Linked DNA regions of Homo sapiens: region 2 is linked to region 1. The links are chromatin loops, found by intact Hi-C in ENCODE. Cell type or tissue: left ventricle myocardium inferior. All regions are shown on one strand. Links, peaks and the distances in the headings refer to the core of each region. The heading gives the core; the rest is flanking DNA.

Region 1 (5,000 bases), core at 1-5,000:
TTTGCTGTCTCCCTTGGTCACCTGCAGAGTAGCACAAAGGAGACAAGAAAATAAGGTTTTTGTTAAGTAATTTGGGAATAGCACAGAATATCTCCCTTCTTTGAAACTAGATATCATAATCTTATGCCTGTAACTTATTTTACTAGCTGTTCTCTTCACTTATTCTTTCTCCTTAAAGTTGTTATTTGACCTAATTTTCTCCCAGTGATCTTTAAGGCAATGGCAGCCCTTTAGCTTTTTGCCTAGAAGAGGCCACAGAATGTGCAGACCCTGTAGATTGATTGAATGTATCCCAGATTGGGGCTAGGGAACAAGGAAGGGGTGGCACTTTGGGGTAGTGAAGAGTGTATCAAAGTGGGGAGCCAGAAGACCTTGGTTTTATTTCCTTCCACTCATATTCTAAAATGTTATGAGCCTACAAATACTAAATGACAAGGCTGTAAGAGTTTGTTAACAGACTATTTAAGGGTGCCTTTTGTTAAGTTAAATTCAATGGAGGTAATTCGAGATATGCTATGGGGAAATAACTGGTGAGGTTACTAAGCCAGGCTTAGTAACTTAAATTCTGGCTCAGGCCTATTTTGTATAGCTAAGAATGGTTTTTTACATTTAAAAAGAGTGTGTTTTTAAAAGACAGAAAATATGCCAGAGATATGTGACCCACAAGGCCTATAATATTCATAACCTAGTCCTTCAGATAAGTAATCTTCTATCAGTTTTTCAGGATTTCCTTCAGTTTCTTTTATCATTTCACATTACTCAAAGTCTGAGATGCCATTTTAAAAGGGGCTCTGATGCTTTAAAAGTTTAATACCACTGAAACAGAACCCTAATAACCTCTCTAAGCCAATATTTCTTGTCCAACTTAAAGAGCTCTTTTACACCTGAAAGCTTTAAAACCCAATTGAAAGTTTAAGTGCACTTCTGGATTAAATATTAGAATCATGATAGAAGTTTCAAAGGAAACTCAATGCCCTTACATCTGTGCTTTCATTGCTGGTGTTTTCCTCTCGTTTTCTCTCTTCTTCCTCCTGTTCCAGTTCCTTAATGCTTTCTTCCAGAACATTGGGCCAGAAATCACCCTCGAAATAAGGCAATTCCTTTGCACTTGTTAATCTATCTTCAGTAGCTTGTTTAAAAATATCCTGTGAAAACATGCATGTACATATAGGAATTTCTATGTTCTTTTAAAGCATTGATTATACAGAATAATCATGGCTGACAAGAAACATGAAAGCTTAAAATGTCTTGAAAGCTGGCAGAGACTTTATACCTAAGCCGTAAGCCAGGGAGTATTTAGAAAAATAAATAGTGAAAAGGCCTGGCCTAAAGTCAATATTTCCGGTTTTCTATTTCTTCTACCCACAAAAACAGGGAGCTTATCTGCCTTTATATAACCAAGTGGCAATTATCCTGCCAGGATCAACGTCAGGGTGGTAGCACCATCATGCATGCCATGGCCCCTACCACTCCTTATCACAGAATATGTGGTATGAAGCATGCCCTCCTCACACCCATCCTTGGAATTTCAGCAGCTTTTACTGACAGCTTTGTTCAAAATGACCAAAACTACAAATACTGGAAATAGTATCTGCTGCAGAATGATTTGCTGGGCTGCTTAGGAAAACTTCTTTATTTAGTTGAACTACTAAATTGAGGAAGACAAGTCTGTATCATGAGACAACCTATATTTATGAATAACATAATACTGTTAATTAAGAATATATTTTTGGCCAGGTGCAGTGACTCACACCTGTAATCCCAGCACTTTGGGAGGCCGAGGCAGGTGGATCACCTGAGGTCAGGAGTTCGAGACCAGCCTGACCAATGTGGAGAAACCCCGTCTCTACTAAAAATAGAAAAAATTAGCCTGGCTTGGTGGTGCATGCCTGTAATCCCAGCTACTCGGGAGGCTGAGGTAGGACCATCACTTGAACCCAGGAGACTGCACCATTGCACTCCAGCCTGAAACTCCGTCCAAAAAAAAAAAAGGGAGAATATATTTTTGGCTGGGTGATGTGGCTCATGCCTATAATCCTAGCACTTTGGGAGGCTGAGGTGGGCAGATCACTTGAGCTCAGGAGTTTGAGACCAGCCTGGGCAACATGGTGACATCCTGTCTCTACAAAAAATATACAAAAATCAGCTAGCTCTCGTAGTGTGCACCTAGTCCCAGCAACTCAGGAAGCTGAGATGGGAGGATGGCTTGAGCCTGGGAGGCACAGGTTGCAATGAGCGGGTATCATGCCACTGCACCCTAGCCTGGGTGACAGAGAGTGACCCTTTCTGAAAACAAAACACCCACACCCCTAAAACCCTAACCAACCCAAACCAAACCAACAAAAAACCAAAACAAAAAGATATATTTTAAGGCCGGGCACAGTGGCTCATGCCTGTAATCCCAGCACTTTGGAATGCTTGAGGCCAAGAGTTCAAGTCCAGCCTGGGCAGCATGGCGATACCCCAACTCTATCCCCACCCTCCCCCCAAAAATAAATAAAATAAAATTTTGGTTACATGTTTAAAACAGGGATTTCTTGATCTACCGCTCTTCAAAACCTGGTTTTTCTTATATTGAAAAATTTTGAATATACAAAATAAAAGCAATCAAATTAGCATTTTTAGGAATTACATGCAAGAGGTAGAACAAGCAAGACTTTTGTTTAAAAAAAAAAAAAAAAGGCTGGGCACGGTGGCTCATGCCTGTAATCCCAGCACTTTGGGAGGCCAAGGCGGGCGGATCACAAGGTCAGGAGATCGAGACCATCCTGGCTAACACGGTGAAACCCCGTCTCTACTAAAAATACAAAAAAATTTAGCCGGGTGTGATGGCAGGAGCCTGTAGTCCCAGCTACTCAGGAGGCTGAGGCAGGAGAATGGCATGAACCCAGGAGGCGGAGCTTGAAGTGAGCCAAAATCGTGTCACTGCACTCCAGCCTGCGTGACAGAGCGAGACTCCGTCTCAAAAAAAAAAAAAAAAAAAAAAAAAAGTTAAATGACAGAACAAAGAGCAGCAACATTAGTGCATTTCCAGATCTATTGTCAGCACCTGGCCCCTATGTCCCAACTGACCTTGTAGTCATGGACAATACGCTCTGATACAGCCTTGTCAAGCATTTTTTTGTACCATTCCTGCAGTCGCTTGGGCTTGGGTATCTTCTGGTCAGGAGGATGGCAATGGAAGATATAATCATCTCCCTCACTTGGTGGACATGCCCAAATATGCCCTGTTGTGTAACTAACAATACAAAGAGAAAGAACATTAAGGAAAAGAGATAATCTATTCTAGAAGGCTACATTTTAAACCACAAGTTGGAGTTGATATAGATACCAATAATTTTTCCCAAGATAACACAGTGTATATATAACCCAGAATGAGATTAACATTGTGAGGCCAAAATTAGGCATAACTCACAGTAGTAACAATGGATCTCATATTGCCTACTTATTTTTGGAGGCCATGGTGGGATGTTGCGAATCTCAGCCACGAAGTGGGTGACTTAGCCCTGGATCCAAAAACCCTAAGTCTGCATGTTAAGACCAAATGAAGATTACACTGCAAAGGAAAATGGACCCATTTAACAAGAGCTAAATTAAAAGGCACACTGTTCAGAGAAACAGACTTCAAGATGAGGGAGTGAATGTTTCCAATGACATACATACTCTAAAGGTAAGAAGTATCTCCAGAACTGTTTTTGGTCTTCATACCCAGGTTGTAAAAGGATCAAATGCAGTTAAAATTCTGCCCTCAAATGAGGGGCACAAATCAAACTTCAAAGCAAAGTGGACCCAATGGCTTAGCTTACAAACAAAACTAATGTTGGATGGGTGAAACTAGGGCCAACATATCCATTTCTCTCTACTGACATTAACTTCAAAGGGGCTCCAACAAAGTTAAGAGAATTGTTACGTAAGAACTAAAATGAGGAAAAAAAGGCCAAGAGTTATATATTTGCATATTTAACCTATATCTCACCAGAATGCCATGCTAGTTAAAGAAAAAAAGCCATTATCAAAATATGCTTACCCTAATTTCTTGACATATTCTAAATATCCAATTAGGATTTCATGATAGACTGCAGTCCTCAAGCATTTAGGACGGAAGAAATGAACACTATCGAGGTAAGATATGTATACTCTCCTATACAAAATGAAGAGAAATGAAGAGGAAAAAAAAAGTCAGGTCACATAATGAGTTCTTTACTCCATGTGCCTAATAACACCCTCTCACTCTCCCAGGCTCTTTGCTCACATCGTTATTTGTGAAGCTCATCACAGGCAGGTAGGCGACTCCGCCGTGAACCCTTCAGGGAAGTTCAGTGAGCCTGTGGTTTCCTTCTATTTGTAGTAACTAGCAGTGCCTGGCACATACACATCAATCAGTATTTGGTGATCCCTATACGTTTTTATTATTGCCTTTATACTATTTTTGGAGAAAAGAAATTCCCACCCGATTTGTATGATATATTTTCACATAGCTACTTAATCCAGATTTAAGCTCATTTTCTGAAGAGTAGTACGTTTGTTTTCAAATTCCAATTTCAGGTTGCTATTCATATCCTTTATTACTATGACCACAGAAGAGCAGTATTGAGCGGTTATTTTGTTTGGGGGTTTGCTTTTTAATCTGTTTCACTTTAAAATTACTGGACACTTGAGATTTTGCATTTCCAAACCAAACACACTAAACATTTTCTTGCCTGTTATGCTTTTCCACCTATTATAAGTTGGAACTCCCACACAAATCCGGAGCTAGCCACTGTGAGCTAGTCATACCTCTGGTTGGGTGGAGGGCAGTCAGAGCCATACTCTTGAACATGCATGCCAAAGAAGCACAGGTCAACACCATCAATTTCTTCAAAGGCAAAGAGGGCTTTGGTTCGGTATGGAAAGGATTCTGCCATCTCTCCACTGTCCACAAACCTATACAATTGAGATGGTGGGGGAACCACAACATAACTCATTCAGACTGGAATCACCAATAGTAACCATGTATGAGC
Region 2 (7,626 bases), core at 1,040-6,039, 330 kb after region 1:
TTGCAGTTCCAAAACTCAAAAACCCTTGTAAAGATTTTTACTAAATTTGGCAATAAAATATAATGTGAGTGGACATGAGGCTATTTATAATCTCTAAACTGTTTATTGTCAATGTTCAAACTTTATTTTGAACAGTTGTTTTTTTATTTTTGAGACACAGTCTTGCTCTGTCGCCCAGGCTGGAGTGCAGTGGCATGATCTCAGCTCACTGCCACCTCCGCCTCCCAGGTTCAAGTGATTGTCCTGCCTCAGCCTCCCAAGTGGCTGGGATTACAAGCGGGCACCACCACGTCCGGCTAATTTGTATTTTTAGTAGAGATGGTTTCACCGTGTTGGCCAGGCTAGTCTTGAACTCCTAACCTCAAATGATCCACCCACCCCAGCCTCCCAAAGTGCTGGAATTCCAGGCATGAGCCGCCATGCCTGGCCATATTTGACAGTTTATACATAGATTTGTAGAAATTAGTATAAATATTCGGTATGTTATTAAATACTGATAGTACTGTTTGTCTTCCCTTTGCTAGGAAGAAAAACCTGATAGTAAGAAGGTGGAGGAAGACTTAAAGGCAGACGAACCATCAAGTGAGGAAAGTGATCTAGGTGAGGAGACGGTAGTTAGTTTGTATTTGAAAACCTATGATGTGATACTTTGTTGATTTTTATTAAAGTGACTTAAATCAGCACTGTGTAATAGAAATATAATGGCACATATGAAACTTAGAATGTTCTAGTAGTCACATTTTAGAAAGTAAAAGGAAACATGAAATAAATTCAGATATTAATGGCATATTGGTTGAAATATTGACATGTGTAATCAATATTTTTTTTTGTTTTTTTGTTCTTTTTGAGATGGAGTCGTGCTCTTGTCACCCAGACTGGAGTGCACTGGCACAATCTCGGCTCACTGCAACCTCCACCTCCCAGGTTTAAGCCATTCTCCTGCCTGAGCCTCCCGAGTAACTGGGATTAGAGGAACCTGCCACCACACTCGGCTAATTTTTATAATTTTAGTAAAGACGGGCTTTCACCATGTTGGCAAGGCTGGCCTCGAACTCCTGACCTCGTGATCCACCCACCTTGGCCTCCCAAAGTGCTGAGATTACAGGCGTGAGCCACTGCACCTGGCCTCAATATTTGTTAATAATTTATTTTGCTTCTTTTTTTAATAGCATTCAAACTCCAAAGGGTATTTTACACATGTGGCACCCCTCAATTCAGGTTTTACATTTTCATTGATAATAAATCAGACTTCATAATGTTTGTATTAGAAAAAGTTGGGTTACATATTAAAGTTGTTCTAAGCATACTTAAAAAGTTTTCTTTTTTTTTTTTTTTTTCTTTTTTTGAGACGGAGTCTCACTGTGTCGCCCAGGCTGGAGTGCAGCAGTGTGATCTCAGCTCACTGCAGCCTCCACCTCCCAGGTTCAATCAATTCTCATGCCTCAGCCTCCCTAGTAGCTGGGACTACAGGCGTGTGCCACCAGGCACGGCTAATTTTTGTATTTTTTTTTTTTTGTAGAGACAGGGTTTTGCCATGTTGCCATGTTGGTCAGGCTGGTCTTGAACTCCTGATCTCAGGTGATCCACCTGCCTTGGCCTCCAAAGTGTTTGGGATTACAGATGTGAGCCACCATGCCCAGCCAAAAGTTTTCCCATAACTGAATTGAGTGCCAAAAAATAGTATTTGTTTAGTTCTTACAACCATGTTGATAAAACTGGTTCATATTTAGAAGAGTAGTTATCTGTGCTATGAGTTTGGTTGGTTTTTTGGCCACAAATTGACTAAATTTCTTCATGAATTTGGAAGTCTCTTATATCACAGAACCTGAAGAAAAGTACTTGAAATGTTTTAAATTTTGAATCAGTTTTTTTTTGTTGTTTTTTTGGGGTTTTTTTGGAAGACTTGAGTTTCGCTCTGCCACCCAGGCTGGAGTGTGGTGGCACAGTTTCGGCTCACTGCAACCTCTCCCTCCTGGGTTCAAGCGAGTCTCCTGCCTCAGCCTCCTGAGTAGCTGGGACTACAGGCGTATGCCACCATGCCTGGCTAATTTTTTTGTATTTTCAGGAGAGACAGAGTTTCACCATGTTGGCCAGGCTGGTCTCAAACTCCTGACCTCGGGTGATCTGCCCGTCTTGGCCTCCCAGAGTTCTGGGATTACAGGTGTGAGCCACCACGCCTGGCCTGAATCAAATTATCTTTGATATCATTAGAGGTCTTACATTCTACTGGCAGTTGTTTGAGTGCTAAATTGAAGATCTTTTACTTTTTATAAAATGCCTCTTTAGTCTTACTTTCTACCAGTTTCTAAAACTACAATAAATTTTTTAACCAACTCTCCACCTAAAAGTGTTTTCTTTTTTGTATACAAATCAAACTTTGATAGACAAGCTTAGTTGCTGTTAAAAAATGGATTAAAATTTTTTTACCGTGTTAAAGGGCATAAACTTTGAGCTATAATCTGAATAAATTCCAGAGATCCAGTATACAGCATGACTATAATACTGTATACTTGAAATTTGTTAAGAGACTGGATCTTCAGTGTTCTCACCAAAAACAAATAAATATGTGAGATGGATAGTTATTAATATGATGGGTGAGAATCATTTCATTATGTGAGGTGCAGTAAAGTGAAACACAATAAAATGAGGTATGCCTGAGGTCAGGCACGGTGACTCACACCTTTAATCCCAGCACTTTGGGAGGCTGAGGCGGGTGGACCACCTGAGGTCGGGAGTTGGAGACCAGCCTGACTAACATGGAGAAACCCCATCTCTACTAAAAATACAAAATTAGCCAGGTGTGGTGACACATGCCTGTAATCCCAGCTACCTGGGAGACTGACGCAGGACAATTGCTTGAACCTGGGAGGCAGAGGTTACGGTGAGCCAAGATTGCGCCACTGCACTCCAACCTCGGCAACAAAAGCGAAACTCCGTCTCAAAAAACGATATGCCTGTATGTTAAAACATCGCATTGTACACCATATACATATATGTATATATATAGTTTGTCAGTCATGCGTCAAGTTTTGTTGTTGCTGGACAGTAATTCTGATTTTAGGTGGGTGATTTTAAATTTTTTTTTTTTGACTAAGGAAACTTCTTATCAAATTAACTATTTGCAAATGTGTTCTTTTTAAATGATACGTGCGTGTGTGTGTGTATATATATATAAAACTCGTTTTCCACTTGCAACAAATTACAGTTGTCATTTAACTGACAACTGTTAAATGACAATTTGAAAAGCAAGATACTGCTTTTCATTCTTTACTGTTTTGGTTGTAAGTACTAGCTTTGGTCACTACTGTACATATGGAAACTAAATTTATTTTTAAATCTAGCCTTGGTACTTGATTCTGCATCAGTAGTAAGCCTTTATTTTAAAATTAAAACTTGTCCATGCTACTTTTAAAAATGAAAATAATTAGGGACCAGGTGCAGTGGCTCATGCTTGGAATCCTAGTGCTTTGGGAGGCCGAGGTGGGAGGATTTCTTGGACAACATAGTAAGATCCTGTGCCCCCCCCAAAATTATTTTAATTTTAAAAAAGGAAAGTAATGAATGTAATTATATTAAAATATTTTGATTTACGTTGAAGTATCACTGTAGCTTACCTGCATATTTTTGAAAAACATAGTACATCAGTGTGTAGAAAAAAATTATTTGAACTAAATCAGTTTGTTGACAATGGTGTATTTATATACAATGACTAAATCAGTGGTGTATTTATGTGTAATACTAGAAACTGCACATGTCAACAACCCCACTACAACCTGATAATAAATATCTTACATGATGTGACAGTTAACGTAAAGTGTAGTCTTACCAAAGTAACGAAATGTTTAATGGGAACATATTTTAAAATGCATCAATACTTAAAATAATTAATTGTAGTAGTCATAGTATGTCAGTTTTTAATAATCTTGGGAGTGGCTACTATATTGTACGGTGCAGGTCTTATTGTCATTTTCTCGACTTTGGCAGAAATTGATAAAGAAGGTGTGATTGAACCAGACACTGATGCTCCTCAAGAAATGGGAGATGAAAATGCGGAGGTAAGTTCGGTGACTTGATTTCCTGCTTGTTCTAAGAAATGTGAAAGGTCCTGCTGTTGCAATGATTTTATGACACGATTCTTCCAGGAAAAGCGCATAGTAAATCTTTCTCTGACTTCAGGCGTTTTAGGCAAGCATTGTATTTTACTACTTAAAATACTAATGAAAATAAATACTGTTACTTTCTGTTTTATCTGTTTTTTAAGTTTGCATCTGGTGTGACTGCTTGCACTGTAACGCAGAATTCACTTAAAATACATACCTATTAGTGGAGTTGCTCTTGATGGAATATCTAATGCCAAATTGTATTACAGAATGGTTTGTCATAACAGGCCCTCAAGGGAGTGAAAATTGGTTCTTGGGAGGAGGGCTTAAAAAAAATTCTATATATTACAATGGTTAGTGGTCCTCCAAAGACTCATAGAATATTAATATGTAGTGTATCTGTGGTATTAAAATTGGGGATATGGAAATGAGGAAAAGATGTCTAAAAAGGCTCCTTAGTGTCTGATAAAAATTTGAGAAACACTCTAATATAGTAATAGCAGTTTTAAAAGATTGGTTTTTATCCTCAAAACTTGATATTATCAGATTTCATCTTTGCCAAGTATTGTGGGAAATGGTATCTTTTTGTGGCTTTTAATTTGCATTTTCCTGGCCAGACAGGGTGGCTCACGCCTGTAATCCCAGCACTTTGGGAGGCCGAGGTGGGTGGATCATCTAAGGTCAGGAGTTTGAGACCAGCCTGGCCAACATGGTGAAACCCCGTCTCTACTAATAATACAAAAATAAGCCAGGCATGATGGTGCACGCCTGTAATCCCAGCTACTTGGGAGGCTGAGGCAGGAGAATCACTTGAACCCAGGAGGCAGAGGTTGCAGTGAGGTGAGATCGCACCCCTGCACTCCAGCCTGAGCGACAGAGCAAAACTCTATTTAAAAAAAAAAAAAAAAATGCATTTTCCTGATTCCTAATGAGGCTGAGCATATTTAAATGTTTATTGGCTGTTCACTGGCATTTGCGAACTCCTGTTTAAACTTTTTCCACTTTTTGCTGGATCTTTTTCTTACTGCTTTGTATTTCATTTCAATATTCTGGATGCTAATAATTTGTTGCTAGTGCTGCATATATTTTCTGCTAGTTTGTGACTCATCTTCACTCATCTTTCTTCATGTTGTTTCAAAAATAGTATCTTTTAATGCAGATATTTTCTGCTTTATTACTTTGAGGTTATAATTGCTGTAGTGCATTGCTTTTTCTCTTCTGAACATTTTATACACTCACCTTTCACCTTTAATCTACCGGTCCCACCAAAACTAAAATACACTGTTTCTGAATATTGTGGGTCTGTTTCAGGAGTTTATTGTTCTGCTTGTCTATTTTTTTTCTGTTCACTAATGCCACATCGTCTGATACTAAGTCTTGTTATTTTGTAGAACAAGGACCCCCAAAACTTTTTAGTCTTTTGGCTGTTCTTGGCTTTTTGTTTTTCCAAGTAAATTTTAGAAATAGGTTGATCAAGTCTCCCCGCTTCCATTGGTTTTTTTCCCCTTTGTTAGAATTGTGTTAAATCTAAATCAAGTTCGGGAAAAGATATATCTCCTCACCATTGAGATAAACTATCCATAAATAATGTTATCTGCCCAATTTTTAGGTGTTTTTAAAATATTTTAATAACTTACTAACGTGTTCCCCATAAGTCTTGTGCTTTGTTTTTTTGAGACAGTGTCTCACTCTTCCATCCAGGCTGGAGTGTAGTGGTACAATCATAGCTCACTGCGCCCTTGACGCCCTGGGCTCAAGTGATCCTCCCACCTCAGCCTCCTGACCAGCTGGGACTATAGTCATGCACCACCATGTCCAGCTAGTTTTTTATTTTTATTTTTAAAAATTCTTAGTAGAGACAAAATCTCAAACTCCTGGCCTTCCAGAGTGCTGGGATTACAGGTATGAGTCACTGCACCTGACGTAAGTCTTGTGCATTTTTGTTAAGAACAAATGTAAGTACTTTCTGTCACCATTTGTCAAAGGAAACTTTAAAGGTTAAATGTTATGTTTATTGATGGTATTACTTCTTTTATGATGTGTCTAGGTTTATAATTTTTTATTTATCCTGCTTGGGATTCAGTGAGCATCAAATTCTAGGGTTAACTTTCTTTAGCTCTAGAATATTTTCAGCTGTTATTAAATATTGCCTCCTTCTTGTTTACTTTATGCTCTAATTCTGGATCCCTGGTAATGTTAGACTTTTGTTATTAAGTTTCATTTCTTTATCACTCTCTGCTGAAAAGCAGTCTATGCTTTGTCTGTTCCATTGATGTTTGAATTGGAATGCTTGTGTTTTTCATTTTGGTACTTCAAATCTTTTTGAAGTCTACTTGGTTATTTGTAAGTCTTTTGCTCTTTACTCATTTTCAGAATTTACTTTTATTAAACACATTAAATTCCTTGTTGAACTCTTCGCTGGTCTTACTCTTATTTTTCATGGCTCTTGCTCATTAAGGTACCTTGTTTACTTTATGATGTGTTTGTGTGTTGTGTGTGATATTTTGAAAATGTGTTCTTTGGAACTTCACCTGTAGAAAAATTTTGAGGCCTAGGTAAGAAGGTGATTGCTTCCATGAAGTCTCTGAATTGGTGCTACCAACTCAAGGACCCCTTGAAAGTCTCAGCATGGTGTTTTTTTGTTTGTTCCAATTACTTTGGTAATACAGAATTCCAGATGAAAGGCTGGCTGTGGCTCTGAATTTTCAGGGGAAGTTCTTTTAATCTCACTACTCAACTGTCCGTTTCTGTAGGACAGGTTTATACCATTATGCTTGCCGGTATTAGCATTTGGAGTTGCAGATTTATTTTGGAAGGTGTCTGGTTAGACCACATACATTCTCTTCCTCTGAATATAGACTTTGTATCCTGTGTCCTGCATTACCTTCAAAATAAAATTGCAGCCAGGAGTGGCGGCTTATGCTTCTAATCCCAGAACTTTGGGAGAGTGAGGCAGGCAACTCACTTGAGTCCAAGAGTTCTAGACCAGCCTGGGCAGCATGATGAAAACCCGTCTCTATAAAAAAAAAAAAGCAAAACATTTAGTAGGTTGCGAGCATGTAGTTCCAGCTACACTTGAGGGGAGGCTGAGCCCAGGAGATGGAGGTTGCAGTGAACCGTGATTGCACCACTGCACCGGAGCTTGGGTGACAGAGGTAGACCCTGTCTTTAAATAAAACATTATTTTTATATTTAATATTTATTTTTTCTTTTTATTTTTTGTAGAGACGAAGTTTCGCCATATTGCCCAGGTTGGTCTTGAACTCCTGGGCTCAAGGGATCTACCTGCCTCAGCCTCCCAAAGTGCTGAGATTATAGGCATGAGTTGTATATTTTTTTCCTGTGGTTAAAGATCTCCAGAGCTTTCCATTTTAGGAGGATGTTTGCTATAACTCTTTGTTCTTTTTTTGCAGGGGTAGGGTGAGACATGGTCTTGCTCTGTGTCACCCAGGCTAGAGTACAGTGACACAATCAAGACTCACTACAGCCTTGACTTCCTGAGCTCAAGCGAGCCTCCTAACTCAGC

What was found. Hi-C counts contacts between places; a loop is a spot of excess contacts. Peaks named below come from ENCODE experiments on the same cell type or tissue, not always from the same donor. Only the 100,000 strongest peaks of a DNase experiment are listed, where the experiment ranks them.
Region 2: it touches region 1 in a loop (2.7-fold over the local background); 10 of 110 quality-filtered maps call a loop at or near these places.

Annotation. Positions count from the first base shown.
Region 1 is chr22:41,168,644-41,173,643 of GRCh38, reverse strand. EP300 (EP300 lysine acetyltransferase) reads right to left here. Exons shown (of 31, transcript NM_001429.4): 25 at 4,777-4,923; 26 at 4,028-4,141; 27 at 3,073-3,238; 28 at 981-1,145; 29 at 1-21. Among named protein-coding and RNA genes, the nearest start is that of EP300-AS1, 26 kb to the left of the region's middle. In left ventricle myocardium inferior, for the core only: no CTCF peak of the experiment used is centred there; a DNase peak (open chromatin) is centred at 2,903; H3K27ac peaks cover 518 bases.
Region 2 is chr22:40,841,268-40,848,893 of GRCh38, reverse strand. ST13 (ST13 Hsp70 interacting protein) reads left to right here. Exons shown (of 12, transcript NM_003932.5): 3 at 525-600; 4 at 3,985-4,055. Among named protein-coding and RNA genes, the nearest start is that of ST13, 12 kb to the left of the region's middle. In left ventricle myocardium inferior, for the core only: no CTCF peak of the experiment used is centred there; no DNase peak of the experiment used is centred there.